Regions from separate parts of the Mus musculus genome. Here region 1 is linked to region 2. The links are chromatin loops, found by intact Hi-C in ENCODE. Cell type or tissue: heart. All regions are shown on one strand. Region 1 holds the start of LOC102632541 (a long non-coding RNA gene). Region 2 overlaps Ttc7 (tetratricopeptide repeat domain 7).

Region 1 (8,000 bases), 64 kb after region 2:
GGCTGGCAAAGGCTTTCACTTCCTGGTCCTCTGTAAGCCATAGAGTCACCAGATGTGACCTGCCTGTGGGTACTCCAGAGCTTTTGGCCGCTTACCCTACAGACCCCTCTGAAGACAGATAACCTCAGCCAATCAGGGAAGACAGTTGTGCTGCATCCCAGAGACCCAGGAAGAGAAAGACACAGGCGTGGGTTTGGTCACACAAGAGCGACCAGCCACCAGTACTCTAGAAGACCCCTCCTAGGCTGGTCTAGTGACCCTGGGTACCTACCTTCTCAGCAAGGGCCTTTCAAGAAACCCAGGGTAGCATATCAACTGGACACTAGGTGCCCTTTGCCTCCGACGGGAAAGTAGAACTGGCCGGTGACTCTAGTAGCTGTGTTCTAGAAGGGGTATGGGACTCGACGGCTGTGTCCCCGTCTGGTTGGACAGGTTGAGGGAGCAAACCTGGAGCCAGCACTGACCTAGAAGCATGTAGTCTCCCCAAGAGTGCCTGAAGAAGACCCCTCCAGTGCAGTGGCTCCTGAACGCAGTCCCGGTGGCTTCAAGCGGGGCCTCCAGGGCCCTGCCGACTCCCGCAGCCTCCCGGCTGATTCCCAGCTTCCCGGCTGGAAAGGCTGTTAACAGAATCCCAGGAATGTGCCTGGAGCTCAGAGAGAAAATTCCCAGACTAGCTTCTATAAATACTTCAGGGCAGGGGTGGGGAGCAGCGCCCAGCTTGGCCCACAGCTGGCCTAGCACTAAGGACCACTTCCCGGGTTGGGCTCCCTAGAAGACGTAAGCCCACACCCCCTCGGGACCTTTCTGCTACGCCTCCGTTCTTCTGACATCATGAGGCACTGAATTAATGGGGTGAGAGTGTTAGTGGCAAAGCCTAAGAAAGGGCTAAGAAGGCCCTTCCTTCTTTTCCACACCCAGCTATGGCCTCAGTTCTACCCTGAGGCTCAACAGACAACGAACTCCTAACAGGAAATGCCCCGCACTCTCAGTCTCCAGACCTCGGCCAAGTATAGGCCCCTCAGACTACAGGCCTCCTGAGCTCACTGAAGCAGGAAGTCCAACCCAGGAAGCCCTTAAGGCAAAGCCAGGCATCCTTGGCTGTGGTGTGTGTGTGTGTGTGTGTGTGTGTGTGTGTGTGTGTGTGTGTGTGTGTGTGTGTGGTGTGTTGTGTGTGTCCAGGACCCTCCCACCTGGCTTCTGTTGAGAGCTGCTGCCTTGCTTAGAGCAGAAAGGCTGGCAGGGAAGTCAGTCTCTCTCTCCCCCCCCCTCTTTCTCCCTGGAACACAAGCCGGGAAGGTCCACAGGAGCCCCACGGTTACCAACTATGATGTGGAGGTGGTGTCTGACCTCAGGAAAGGCTTCCTGGGAGAACAGAGCCCTCAAAGAGTGGTGTGGGCAGGAGCCCTTCTGAGAGCTGAGGAAAGAGGCACTAGAGATGGGAATTTCTGGAGACTTTAACCATCGTCCTGTCTGTCCCAGAAGCCCCTGTGATGGCTGTTTGTAGTCCAAGTGCGTCATGCAAGTACAGTGTTCCACGGGCATGGGTAACTTTTACATGGCTGCCAACTCCCTGTGAGCGGGCAGCCCAGTCATGGCTCCACAGTGAAGGGTCAGAAACTAAGGGCCTCTTCACAGAACTAGATCCCTCCCAGCAGATGAGGGACAAGCGGGGACAGAGGGGGGGACTCTGTGGGGACAGACTGTGGATTGAACTGAGACACCAGTTCTGTGTTCCCACCATCTCCCTGGAGACCTGGAGCCAGTGAAGTGTCAGGAGGGTGCTGATGGGCCCTGGGGGCAGTGCCAGGCTGGGGACAGCAGGTGAGACCTTGCATCTTCCTGTGCTTGGGTCCCACCCAGTTGTCAGGCAGCAAACAGCACTGGGTTGCTACCAAACACAAATGCTGCTGGTGTCAGGGGCAGGTGGCCACAGATCCTGTTACAGGCCCTGGGCCTCCAGGCCTTAGCCTGACCCCATCCTGGCCTGGTGTCTTCTTTCAGGTTCTAAGGTCAGCATGTTGGGGTGGGGGTGGGACATGAGCCAGTTCCACTGCACAGTCCTTCCTAACAGAGGACCCTGCCATCTCCTTCCGTCTAAGGAAGTGGACAGTACTGGCCTCTCCGTGCCCCATGCCCGCTGTGGCCTTCCTAAAGAAGTTGCTGTTGTTTGCTACTGCGAGTCTGGCTGCACCTTCTCCAGATTCATCCTTCCAGAGTTCTCAGCAGCCCTGTGAGGAAGGACTCCCCCCAACCCCCAACTGACCCTCCCCCTCCCCCTCCCTCTCCCCCCAGTTTACAGAGACCCATGTCAGTTTGCTGAGGTCACAGTGCATGTCAGTGGCAGAGCTGGCCTTCTGGCTGCTAAGCCCTGGCCTTTGTTCTCTACTGAGGCGCACGTTCAGCCTGCAGACACATCTGGCTCCTTCCCAAACACCCACACCTTCTCTCTGCCAGCCTCCCTACTTGTTAGGCAAGTTAGGCAAGCGGTGGCAGCGCAGCGTACCACAGAGCTCCTTCCCTGCTCTCTGTTTATTTCCATTTGGTTTCCGCTAAGTTCCCCAGGCTAGCCTAGAACTCTCTTGCCTGGTCAGGTCTTCAACTTGTTATTCTCCTGCCTCAGCCTCCCAAGTGGCTGGGACGATGGGTTTGCACCACTAGACCCAGCTAGAGATTGGGAGGTGAGGGGGGTGGACTCTTCTTACCAATAAAGTTTCCTGTGGAAGGCAGCTCCAGAAAGAAAGCGCAGAGAAGAGAAGCAAGTAGACCCGCCCCACCACCACCCCACACCCCACACCCCACACCCACCCCTCTGACAGGCCCCGCTGGCCACCTCTATCCTCAAGCACTCCCTGTGGGTAGCATTGAGAGGCTTCAGAGCGCTTGGTTTTTGGTACTTCATTTTGGTGTCTGATAGCCATCGGCTAGAACCTTCCTTCCTTCCAGCCTGTAGGCCCTGTTCCATTGTGAGTGAGCTACTTAAGGTCCTGCCCTGGCCATGTGGGCAGAACTGCGTGGCCTGGGCACTACTGGCCGGACAGACGCTGCCTGCCGCTGGTTCTGGTAACCCTGAGTCAGCACTGCTGTGTGCATCTGGTCAGCCCTGTGTGCCGCTACTCCCTGCCCCCACCTGCTGTTCTCCAGCCTCAGCTGAGGCTACCGAACTCCTGGGTCCTTGGGTGTGTCTATGCTTAGGGTCATAGGAGGGTGCCACTCGACGAGTCGGTTGTGGCCCCAGGACCTCCAGCCAGCGCCTCTGGAGACAGAGCTTTCCCCAGTCCTCCTCAGCACCCTCTCTGCTGCCTAATTGGTCATGTTCCAAGCTCTCTTAGGATTTATGAAGTCAGCCATGTACATCTTTCCTGGTGCGTCTCCATAGCAACCAAGGGCCTAACTCTAGGGAGCTTGGGGAGGAGGAGGAGAATAATCCAGCTAAAAATGTGCATGGCCGCCAGTGGGCGGGCTGCAGAGAGGGGGCTTCAGGCACAAAGACAGCTCCCTGCCCCCACTCTGGTCCCCTGCCTCCCCAGGAGATCAGGGTTGAAGATTTATACCTCCACTCTTTGGAACAAGAGAAGTGCTCACTTCTCAGCATCCTGGGATACCTTCACAGTGGCAGGTCAGTAGAATGGTACAGAGTAGCCTTTCTGGGACCTGGAGCCTTCCCCGTGCCCACACCCTGTCCCTTGTCCTTGTCCCTGGGAGGATGGGGGATGTTCAAGACTGCCGGTTTCACTTCCCACCCGCTTTGTGACAATTCCTGGCACTTCCTCTAGCTTACTCTCTTCAGTTCTTTGCAGTGGTCCTTTGAGCTAAAACTGCAAAGCCATACTTCCTGCTCTTGACCGAAGGGGCCTTGGATAGCTGAGTCCCTTTTCTCTCATTCTCTCAGCAACTGCTCTGTGCCCTGATCCACTCCCTCCAGCGCCCGCCCGCCCTGGCACCTGTGAGCGTAGAGTCTGCTGGCTGCTTGGTCTCGGGACCCAGCAGTCCCCGGGGGAAGATGGGCTGCTGAGGCAGGCAGACAAGCACCCCCTCTTTGTCACAAAACTAGATAACCTTCCTGCTGTGGGTGCCCCCTTGGGGTGAGGGGCAGCGTGGCCTGGGCACTACTGAGCATGCTCCAGTCTTAGACAGCTTTTCGTCCACTGACTCATTCCTGCCACCCGGCTTAGATGCCCAGGCCCTGATAAAATGCATTATTTTATTTTTATTTTTCCATTTGTTGAAGAGTGAGTTGGAGGGCTCAGAATTCCCCACACGGGGCCACTCAAAATCAGGTCTAGGCTTAAAGGCCCATCTTTTGAAGACAAGAGGAACATAGCTACTACAGGTTAAAACAGGGCTTGGGCAGGGTCGGATGGGTTTTGCATAAGTAAAGGGCACAGTCATTTGTCTGTGGCCCAGCCAGACCTGAGGGCCTCTCTGGCTCGCCCTGGTTGCTAAGCTCTCCCCACCGGCTCTGGAGGCCCAGGCCTGGTTAACCTCGTCCTCTGCTTCCTTTCTAGGGTCTGATGCTGAGTCAGCTGGGCCACAAGAGCCTGGCCCAGAAGGTGCTGCGGGATGCTGTGGAGAGACAGAGCACCTTCCACGAAGCGTGGCAGGGCCTGGGGGAGGTGCTGCAGGACCAAGGCCAGAACGAAGCGGCCGTGGACTGCTTCCTCACAGCCCTGGAGCTGGAGGCCAGCAGCCCTGTGCTGCCCTTCTCCATCATTGCCAGAGAGCTGTGAGCCTCTGCAGCTGCAGCTGGCAGCCATATACTGCCTGCCAGGGGCGGGGCGGGGGCAGCAGACACAGGCAGGGGGCAGGGAAGGGCGTGTGTCCAGATGTGGGGCCTCAGGGAATAGATGACAAGTGAGCACTTCCACTGGCTTCCATGCCACTTCTCCTCCCACACTCCACACCCTGCAGGCCCAGCTGGGCCTAAGCTCCTGACTGAAGCTGGGGGGACAAGATTTGCATCCAAGGCAAACGCCTCGCCTCCCCCAGAGACTGCCGGTTGCTGGGCACCTCTTAGATAAAAGGTGTGTCTGGGAGCCAAGCCCCTTCCTTGGCTTCCCCCACCACCCCGGGTTTCCTGGTTTGGGATGAACCAATCTTGAGTTTGTGTACCACAGAGATGAGTGCCTTGGGAGACAAACTGGCTTGAATCTCAGCGACTTCACAGAGCTGTGAGCAGACGTGCCGGAGAGCCCCGGATACATTTCCCCATCCGATCTCAGGGCAGTGCAAAGCTTGAAGCCTTGCCCAGGACAGCCACAGCTTGAGGTCCCAGATACAAAGAGGGACAGTGGGCTCCTGGGCTCTTGTCAGCCTGAATTGGCCCTGTTGATGCCTGGTGTTTCCTTTATGGGGAGGTTGCCTAGAGGCTACATGTGATTTCTCTGTACCACCAAGTGCCTTTTGGACTCATGTCGGCCAGGCCTCTAAACACCGTCCCCCGTCTTCCATTTTCACTCACTGTCATCTCCCTGGAGACACGCCCCAGTCAGTAGACTCCGTGGGCCCTGAGCCGGTGGCCTCCAGGATACGCCTTGGAATACAAAACAGGGTTCTGACGTAGCCATTCCTGGTACCTTGAGTACACAGTCCCTCAAGTCTTTGGACCCGCCCACTTGGGTGAATGACATCCAAGTGACCATTTATAGGCCTCAGCCCAGTACACCTCATCACCCACTGCCCAGTTTTCATCTTAGGCTTTGCTGAGTGACCCCAAAGCCCCAGCTTGGCCTTTTGTGCTCCCCTGCCTAGATTCCCACAGCGGCCATGCTTGAGGAACCTGACAGCCTGCCTCACCTTTCTGTGCCCGCGTGCTCTCTGTCAGGTCGCTGGGCAGCTGTCCCTCCCTGGCTCGTCAGCCATGCACTCTGGTTTTGAAACTTTCCCTCAGGAAGCCATTCCCCAAGGCCTAGCAGAGAGTTCCTTCTGTCTCCCCTACTCTGGGTAGAGCTCCCTCGGGTTCACCTTGCGCTTGTGTTAGAATGTGTCAGGGGTCACCGTGCTGACCACAGTGGCCTTGCGGAGAAAGCCGTTGGAGTCTGGCTCCGTGGTGGACTGATGTACCCTGCTTGTCCCCTCGTGTCTCCAGAGAGCTGGTGCCTCCTGGCCACAGCCACAGGCCAAAGGGAGGCTATTCAGTCCTTGGTTGAAGGGTCTCTATGTGTATATGTGTATGTGTGTGCATATATATATATATGTATATGTATATATATGCTAGAGATCTATATTTTTATGGAATTCTGTTAGAGTAAAAAAGAGAAAAGCAGATACTATTGGCTGGCCTTGGAGGTCAATCTTGGCAGTGGGAAAGACAGCAAATGTGTGGACTGACTAAGCGTCCTCTCTTTGGAGGCCCTAGGAGGCAGGCCCAGTGCCTGACAGTGACTTTGGAAATTGAATAAAAGACCCTTGGAGGGGGACAAGACTGTCTGAAGAGTGTCCAGTTACTTGATGCTCAGCATAGAGCAGTGACCCGGGCCCTGGAGAAGAGACCCTGTCAGAGGAGAAACCCAAAAGGCAGGGCTGAGGGAAGGAGAGTGGGAAGAGAGAAGAGGCCCAGCTCCGAGAAGGTTGATTCCTATCGGGTAAGCAGTAAGACTAGAGGTCAAGCCAATGCCTGCAAGTTCTCGGGGGAGGTAGAGGGGTCTGGGCCTGGCCTGTGTCCCGTCTTTCAAATAAGCCTGCCCAGTAGGCAACCTCGAGGATTGGGGGTGTTAGCACTCAGGCATCTCTACTGCCCAGTGACAGCAGAGCAAGTCATCACTAGCTGCCACGATGTGACACATTTCTACTGTGGCCACTAGTTGGACATCCTCCCGTGCTCGTGTGCTAGGCCAGTCCCTCCACCCTCACCCAGAGGCAGCCTCTGTAGACTGCTCCCTGATACACCTCGCATGTGAGATCTGGCTTAGATCACCGTGGGATGACTGGAGCACATACAGGTGGGCCTGTGTTAATAAGCCCATTGCACTGCATCTGAAGAAATTATAAGTCATTAATGATAATTGTATTATTATACAAATATAAGACCTTTCACCAACTGTTTTTTTTTTTCAAAAAATGGTGTAAGTTAACAAAGAAGCCAACGATCCCCCGCCCCAAGGAATTGCCCCCTGTTCTTCCAGAGTGGCAGGCCCCGCACTTGGAGGACAGCCGCCATTCTGTGACTTCCCCCAGAGTGCAGAGCTGGTCTAGTCCAGAGCCCTCCAGTGTCCCTGCTTCCCGGGGCAGCCAGCATCTGTCTCATCTACCCTTGCCCATGCGATTTGACACTGGGAGACTGGGGAGGAAGGGCCTTGTGGGGCGCCAGACCCGTTTGTTTGTGTGTGTGTGTGTTTGTTGGTTTGTTTTTCAATGTGGTGTTGCACATTGAACCCCAGGGCCTTAAGGATGGCTAGAATGTTCCCTTTACCACTGAGCTGCATCCCTGGCCCCCTCCCCACTTGTTTCCGAAGCAGGGATTTCATGTGGCCCACACTGGGCTTGAAACTGGGATGTAGCCAAGGATGACCTTGGATTCTCCATCTTATCTCTCCAAAGTGCCCGGCTCGGAAGACCAGCTCCCTTAGCCAGGCAGCACACAAATTCTAGTAAGTGACAGTTGGTATCACTTACACAGCCAAGCCCTCAAGGTTCTCCCCTTTAAGGCTTTCATATACACAATGGTGGTGTCTGCCCGACGAGGGGAGGCTGGAGGGAAAGGCAGAGACGCAGCCTCCCATTCAGCAAAGCATCGCCACGCCGATCTGGAACTAGTCAAATGTTGGAGGGTCGGGCGATGGAGACTTCCTGAATCCTGGCATGTCCTGACACCTCCACCCTGTTCCAGTCCACGGCCCTCGTTCAAGAACAAGAAAGTAGCTTCGTGTTGAAATTCATTGTGCCTGCATAAGGGCTTAAATCTGGGTCCAAAACGTGGGGCTACCCTGTACTCTCTCTCTCTTACCCTCTAACCCATATACCATTTTCTGAATCATACACAGCACACATACACACACACACAC
Region 2 (8,000 bases):
TCATTAGAACAGCCACACTCACTCACTCATTCATTCATTCATTCATTCATTCATAAATTGTCTTTCTGCAGATCTGAGTAATTGGAGACCTTAAAGAAAACCAGTATTTCCTTTTTTGTTGTTGTTTTTGAGGTGGTGGAGGGGTTTCAAGACAGAGCCACACTCTGTAGCTCAGGCTGTCCTGGCACTCTCTAGGTAGACCAGGCTGGCCTCAAACTCAAAGAGATCCTTTTCCTGCCTCTGCCTCTTGAGTGCTGGGATTGAAGGGGTGTACCACGACACCCATCTTTATTCCCATCTATACTTTATGTAGAGCTTAGGCGTCAACAGGACAGTTAGCAGGACACAGACGAAAGGGAGGACTTGATAAATGGATCCCTGTGCAATCAAGTCTGTAGGCAGGGACAGTTGTAATGAATACCCTCTCCCCAGCCATTCATTTAGTACATAGTCTTTAGAACAATTGGTGTTACTTAAGTCCATGCTAGAGTTCCAGCAGGCATTTGTGAAGTGCTCTGCTTGCATAGTTTAGTGTTCCAACAGGTCTCTGAGGTAGACCTTACTTAGCCTCTCGACCTCTCTGATGGGAAACGGAGGCAGGCACAGAATACAAAAGTAGCTTGTCCTGGCTGGAGCTAAGATCCCGCCTGTGGGTCTATCTGAGTGGTACGTGGAGCTGCCATTCCTTTTTGAACTCTACGCAGCCGAGGGTGGTCTTGAACTCTCAATCTTTCCATCTGCATGTTCAGAGTGCTGACATTACAGGTGTGTGCCACTACAGCCCTGGCCCTCTGACTGCACTGATCACGGTCTGTCCTGTTCCTATGCCTTACCCAGCCCTCCAAGTGCCTGGGGCTTAGCGCCGGCCGGCCGGCTTCCCAGAGCCTGTTCACGCTTGGCTGACGCTGTGGCCAGGCTCCTGATGAGGAAAGTCAGTCACGAAGGGACTGGAGTCAAAGGCAGCTCTGTGACCCCAGTGAGTTCCTTTACTCGCTGGCTCTACTCCTTGTCACATCCAGGGACTGTGAGAGGCCAGTGACAGGGAATAAATGGACCTAATCTTTGGTGGGAAGTGGTGCTGTTACCGCCCTCCCCCCCACCCCCCACACCATGATACCCTCTCCTCTCTCCCACTCTCCTTTCCTCACTTCCACTCTGCCAGTATAGAAGTTAAAACATGAAGGACAGCCAGGAGGGACGGAGAGAGAGCAGCTGATTATCAGGATCTGTTGACTGCCAGACTGGACTATGTACTTTGTAGATTCTCCTCTGAAGAAGGTCGTGTGGCCCCACTTCACCGCTGAGGGACAGGAACTTGAACCCCACCCACCAAGCCTCTGGTCTAGGTGTGAGTGCCCTTCAGCCTCACCCCTCTCTGAGGTTTGGGGTGTGGAAAGGCAGCCTGGCCACCTGAGGAGTGTGGAAAAGACTGTGCCCTGGTTTGGTATCCAGCGCCTGTGAATGGATCTTCGGGGCATTAACTTGGTTCCTTTCTGTAACTCAGTCATGTGTTCTGAGGGTGGATCTGGCTGTAGATCCTCCCTCCTCCCTCCTCCCTCCTCCCTCATGTACACCAGATCCCTGTTTTCTTCGACTGCATTCCGCATACTCAAGCAAGAAAATGTGAGTGAGAGTGGGTCTACAGGGTACCCCCCCCAGGGGTAGAGGCGTTAACTAGTCCACACTTCCTCTGAAAGGGCAGGTCAGTTCTGATGCTTTTTTGTTCTGTGTGACTGGGCTGGCTCCCCTCCCTTCATCCCTTTTGCCCCTGAAGCACACAGTTCATTCCCAGAAGCCAAGAGACTGGCTCCACCCTAACCACGGCTCATAAAGAGGAATGGAAATGAATCGTCATTTCTTGTCAAGTAAACAGCCTGGAAGTGAGTAGAAGTCCCGGGGACTCGTGTCCCGGGGACTCGTGGCAGTCACTCTGCCTCTGTCACCAGGACTCATGGCAGTCACTCTGCCTCTGTCAGTTCCCTGTGGCCCCCTGCAGATCAGCCCTGGCTTCTTGTGCTGGCAGACCAGCACAGACTTCCTTGGAGTGGAAGCTGCGGCGCTCTGGACCCACCTGGGCTACAATCGTTTCTCACACTAGCAGCAGCTGTTAACTCTGTGTGACAGGCAGAGAGGGTGTTGCCTTCTGTGCGCTTCTGGGAAGGAGGAACATATACATTCCTCGTCTTACTAAGGAGAAGAGGAAGAAAGGAATCGGTCTGAAGTCGAGGCCATTAGAAAGCATGCAGAGCCTTGGAAGCTGGCGTGGACCTGAGTCCATCCAAGCCCTCCCTCCACCTAACGTTTTGCTCACTATATAATCCTGTGATTACATATAGCTGCCCACAACTGGTCTGCGTTAGCGACCTGAGTAATTATATATTATTGTCCTTTGGCCAAAGCTGTATACTCCTTGGGGAATCACAGGCTCTAATATTGTTCTTAAACAAATGTGTTTAGTCTCCTTAGCCCAAAGTTTCTTTTAAAACTATTTTGGTTTGGGAGACTGTCTTGGCCGTGGTAGGTTTCGTCAACATCTCTGGCCTTTAACCCACTAGATGCCAGAAGCACCCCGCCAAGAATGACAACAACCAAAAATACATCCACGGGCACGGGTGGATGCTGAGGTGGGAAGCAGGCAGCCTCCAGGGGAGACCCATCGTCTTAGCCTAAAGGGAAGACATTCTAGGGTAGAGGGGTAGCTGCATTGGTTATGGCCCTGAACATCTGAGTTCTCGGAGTCTCTGGGAGAGCAAGAGAAAGCCCCTCGGTGTGGGAACTTTCCACACCAGCCCTGACATCACCCAGCAGCTCACTCCCTAAGAGCCCCAGGACCCCCTGTGTACCCTTGCTCTGTGGCTGGACCTGTGAACAGGTTCAGGCGGGGCCAGAGAGTCAGGGAGTGGGCTGCTGCCTGGGATGGGGTGGACTCCAGAGGTGGCTGAGGGGTGTAGGGTTGGAGCTGGGAGGTGCTGCTGTGTAGAAGAAGGTTCCTGTAGGAGTCTTGGGGGTGGAGCCTGAGTCCTGGGGGTGGAGTCTGAGTCCAGGGGTGGAGCCTCTGCTGAGAATGGGGTGGAGCTAAACCAAGGAGGGGCGCCTATTGGTCTCACAGAGCACTCACCTACCCCCCTGCCTTTGCTGCCCCCTGCTTAGTCGGGTCTTGTCCCTGTGCACAAGAGGTGGCATTCACTTGATCCCCACAGCTTCTCTCATATTCTGATCTTCCAGAAACCTCCGCCCCTTTCATGCTGGCCAAGTCTGGTGCCCGATTACTCATATGTCTGAGTGACATTCACTTTTTCCAGGGGCCTTGCCCTGTTGATTTAGCAGCTGATTCCCTCCAGATGGTCCTGTCTTTTGTGTTATGGTAATAGTGCTTCCTAACGGAGCTCAACTAGAAAGCCTGAGCAGAAAAAAACATCCCATGAACAGGATGGGGGCCAGAGAGCCTGCAGCTTCACTTCCCCTCGGAGCCACGAGAGGGCAGTCATGGATTCCAATTGGAGTCCGGCCCCAGGCGGTTCTTTGGTACCTGAGCCTCCGGGAGGGGGCACCTACTGAATGCTGGAGGAGGGCTTTGGTAGCCAACTGGACCTAGAGTCCTGCCTGTAGAGGAGCCCCAGGAAGAAACCTGGGCCTGCAGGGAGCAGCTCCAGGGGTTAGGCAGAGGACTGGGAGGAGGGTAAGGCTCACGACCTGAGCTGGGGAAGCTGGCAGCCCTGTCTCTGACCACAGCAGGCCTGAGAGCCCTCCCTCAGGCACCTGCCAAAAACAGGAACAGGAACAACTCTGCCCCAAAACCCATCACAGGCACGGGGACGGTTTCTTCTCTGGGTTGTTCCCCTTCTTTCTGCCTAGAGCTGGCAGAACCCATTTTCTGCTTAGGTCGAGGTGCGTTTGAGCCAGGTGGTCTGTGTATTTTATCATGCATTGCTTTAATCCCTAAGGCAACAGGTATTTCACACTGCACCCCAAACAAGAGAACAGGTGCTTTCCAAGGGGGTCGCCTCGCTGCTGCCCCTGCCTAGGTGGCTCCTTTAGCCCTGTAATCAATGAATCAGTCAATCAATAAATCAACCCCATTCTCCCAAGTTGCCCTAACTTGTCTGCCGGGAGTAAACTCTGAAGGCGAAGTGCACTTTAGGTTATCAGCGGTGGTCTTGCTTTTAGCGGCCACGTGCGTGTTTGTGTCTGCAGGCCTGGGGGAGGGGTACAAGTTGTTCTCACTGGGTTCAACCTGGAAGGCTCACTAGCAAAGCTTGTGTTGTCTCCCAGTTTTCTGTGTCTGCTTTGGGGGTGGGGGTGGGGGACAGGAGGACCTCTCTGAGGGCACGGCCTGTATCTGTTGTTTGTGCCCACTTCCCCAACGGCGTGAAGTGCTGCCTGACATCCTCTGTCTTTCATGCTCGGCTTGACTGTCAAGGTGGAAGTTTTGGTTTTGAGGCCGGTGATTTGGGTCTGTGGTGAAAATGAGCATCTGGATAATGGTTGAACGTCACCCGACCTTGTCCTCCAGTGGCCTCACTATTCTGGGTACTTGACCAGAGATCCCTCATGGACGTGCCAGCCCTCAAATGGAGACGTCTAACTAGAGTTGTATGTAGTATCCTCTCGACGACCAATTCTTACTAATATATCATTTTATTTCAAATCATACTCTCACCATTAAGCACCTACTGTGTGCAAAACACTTGTTTTTGACGAGTTCCCAGGAAATGAGGTGAACAGCAGGAGGCAGACTACTTATCTGTGGCCGTGGGTGCGATAGTCAGTCAGTCCGATAGTCAGTCAGTCCCTCAGCCTCTCTCGTTTGCTTCATGATGACTGCCAATGACAAACAGTGCAGCTGACCAGGTACTGAGCGTGCAGAAGGCACTTTGTAAATGGCATAGCGAACAAACGGAGTGCCAGGAGCCCTGGAGCACAGATGGCCAGTAGAGGGAAGTGTGAGAGTTTGTGAGAAGACCGCCGTTGTCTTTCTCCAGGGACTCAGAGCTGAAAGTGCTGGGTGTCTGTCGGCCATTGGCCTTGGGCACGTGATGCCCAGAAAGACAGGCATTGTCCAGGCTTAAGTTTTCTATTAGAAGGGGTTGGGGTGCGAGTATTTTATTTAGTTACGTATATTTGCTGGTGTCAGGAGGAATTGCAGGTCCCCTACACACTTGGCAAGTGCTCTACCATGGAGCTGCAGCCTCTCCCACAATAGTAATTTCTTTTTTGAGAGAGAGAGAGAGAAAGAGAGAGAGAGAGAGAGAGAGAGAGAGAGAGAGAGAGAGGATTTCTGTAGCCCTGGCTGTCCTGGAATTCACTCTGTAGACCAGGCTGGCCTTGAACTCACGGATCTGCTTGTCCCTACCTCCCGAGTGCTGGGATTAGAGGTGTGAGCCACTATCACAAGCTCACACTAGTCATTTCTTCAGAGCATTATGGGTATCAGGAGTTCTGCTTGAACTGGGGTAATGAAGCCTTATGAGAAATTTTGAAGGCTGAAAACTGTCAAGGGCTTTGGAAAATGTGCTGCACTGCTGGCTGTGGGGGTAGGGGGACTGCTGTCCTACTACGTCCCACCTTCCTCCTGGAGTCCTATGCTAGCTGAGCTGCTAACACCCCCACCACCCGCCTCTTGGCCAGTTGGACCTGACCTTAGTTGCAATAACCGGCTTCCTGGCTTCTCCTCATGCAGCCCGTTTCTGGGCCAGGGTTTGTTTGAGGCTCTGTTTGGATACTGTTAAAAGTGGGCAGCTTGGCTCACAAAGGTCATCAGGAGAGACCAGAACAAAGAGATCTTTCAAGCTGGCTTCTCACTGGGCAGCCAGAAAGGGCCAGGGAAAACCCCAGCTCCACCCGGCACAGACAGCTGCAGGTTGGGCTAGGTTTGCTCAGGCTGTGGCTGTCTGAGCCGTTTGAGAATGCCCCCACCTAGACATTTCTTAGAGGGGCAAGCTGAGGCAAGGGGTATTCTTAGCACGGGAGAGCCAGGCAACCCAGGCAAGGATTCCAAATCTCCTGTGTGGCCCTGGCCACTGGAACCTCTTGTATGGATTGTTTCTTTAAAAGCGGTCGATATAAATTAGGATTTACTCAAAACATGCCTGAGGGCGATGATTTACTTAGCAAAAGAGTTCTCAGGAGCCTGTTCAGATGTCAAAATCTCTTACAGATCTGAAAATTATTTAAAAAGCTAGCAGACCTTTGGGATGTAGGGTTGTGTTTGAATGCAGCATTTCGTCCCCGTGTGTCCTGGGAGTGGTCAGTGCTTAGATGTCAGCCCCATGTGTCCTGGGAGTGGTCAGTGCCTAGATGTCAGCCCCGTGTGTCCTGGGAGTGGTCAGTGCCTAGATGTCAGCACCCCTTCCCCAGCGTCCGTCCGGGAGTGGCCTGTCTGCTGGTCCTGGCATGTGAAGCCTCTTTGGCAGTGACAGAGAGGACAGTCCCTCCTGTGGCTGGGGAAGAAGAGACATTAGGCACTGTTGGCTCCTGCCTCCTGGTAGCAGCCCGAGCCAGGCTGCCAAGGAAGAGGCTGCCAGGCCTCCCGTAGAGTGGAAAATCACCCACAGCCCCAGGAGTGGCCTGCCTCTTCAGAGCCACGGAGTTCTAGGCAGCCCCAGGGACCAGCCTGCCTCAGCCTGTGGACGCAGCGTCCACCCTCCTCCCTAACCCTCTCCCCACCTCATGTCCTTTTTTTCTTTCTCCTATAATCCACTGCATTCAGTTTGTATTTAATATATGCCCCTGGGTGTGGGACCATCCACTGGCATCCACTGGTCAAACCAGTAGCCACACCCTTAAAGAAAACCAACTCTCCCTTCTCCAGAAGAGAAGTTATCACCTGTCAATAACTCCTCAGTTAGGGATGGGGGTTCATGGGCATCTCCTCCATCCGTGCTAGAGTGTGGTCGGGCTTCATTTTGTTCATGCAACCACAGATGCTGTGAGATCACGAGTTACAGAAGTCCTGTCAATCTAGAAAATACTGCTTCGGTCTGGTCCTCTCTGGCCTCTGGCTCTTATGAATCTTTCTGTCTCCTCTTTGATAATGACTCTTGAGTTTTGATGAGGGGTGGGGGCATAGAACTTGCATTTCTTTTCTACATTTCTTTAGATTTATTTGTTTTTTACATGTATGAGTATTTTACTTGCATGTATGTATGACATATGTTTACCTATGGAGGTCAGAAGAGGGGGTCAGCCAGGCATGGTGGTACACGCCTTTAATCCCAGCACTTGGGAGGCAGAGGCAGGCGGATTTCTGAGTTCGAGGCCAGCCTGATCTACAGAGTGAGGTCCAGGATAGTCAGGACTACACAGAGAAACCCTGTCTCGAAGAAAAACAAACAAACAAACAAAAAACCAAAAAAAAAAAAAAAAAAAAAAAAAAGAAAGAAAGAAAGAAAGAAAGAAAGAAAGAAAGAAAGAAAGAAAGAAAAGGGGGTCAGGTTGTGAGCCACCTGTGGGTGCTGGAAACTGAACCTGGGTTCTGTGTAAGAACAGTAGGTGTTCTTAACCATTGAGCCATCTTCCCAGCCCCTGGGTTCTGTGTAACAGCAGTAGGTGTTCTTAACCATTGAGCCACCTTCCCAGCCCCTGAACTTTCATGTCTAACAAGTCCTTGAGACTTGTTAGACTGTTGGTCCAAGAACTGACAGTTCTTTGAAAAGCTCAGGTCTGAGGCCTCATTTCCTACCGTGTAGACAGAGGGCCTTTAGTAATAAGCATATCGGAATTAAGTGGCACACACACTAGCTTGTAAAAATTACTTCTCTGCTTAAAAATACTTCTGTGCTTAATATATTTTGAGACACAAAAACAAAAACCACCAACAAACCCATGATTTCAAGTATTTGTTTTTAAATTAGAGTGAGATATCTACTAAATAAAAAAAGGAAGATAGCCAGGCATGGTGGCACACGCCTTTAGTCCCAGCACTCGGGAGGCAGAGGCAGGCAGATTTCTGAGTTCAAGGCCAGCCTGGTCTACAGAGTGAGCTCCAGGACAGTCAGGGC

What was found. A loop is a pair of places that touch in the nucleus more often than their neighbours do. Peaks named below come from ENCODE experiments on the same cell type or tissue, not always from the same donor. Only the 100,000 strongest peaks of a DNase experiment are listed, where the experiment ranks them.
Region 1: a loop joins it to region 2, with 2.8 times the contacts of the local background. A loop is called at or near these places in 5 of 42 quality-filtered maps.

The regions. Positions count from the first base shown.
Region 1 is chr17:87,375,344-87,383,343 of GRCm38, forward strand. Ttc7 (tetratricopeptide repeat domain 7) reads left to right here. Exons shown (of 20, transcript NM_028639.3): 20 at 4,506-6,427. The coding sequence ends at 4,727. LOC102632541 (a long non-coding RNA gene) reads right to left here and starts at 1,116. Exons shown (of 3, transcript XR_003952232.1): 1 at 465-1,116. In heart, no CTCF peak of the experiment used is centred here; DNase peaks (open chromatin) are centred at 728, 3,078, 3,778, 4,778 and 2 weaker places; H3K4me3 peaks cover 594 bases; H3K27ac peaks cover 5,275 bases.
Region 2 is chr17:87,311,682-87,319,681 of GRCm38, forward strand. The region is part of intron 5 of Ttc7 (tetratricopeptide repeat domain 7); the gene reads left to right. Among named protein-coding and RNA genes, the nearest start is that of Gm52284, 8.7 kb to the left of the region's middle. In heart, a CTCF peak has its summit at 4,897 (motif pointing right); DNase peaks (open chromatin) are centred at 890, 3,110, 3,660, 6,430 and 4 weaker places; H3K4me3 peaks cover 288 bases; H3K27ac peaks cover 1,967 bases.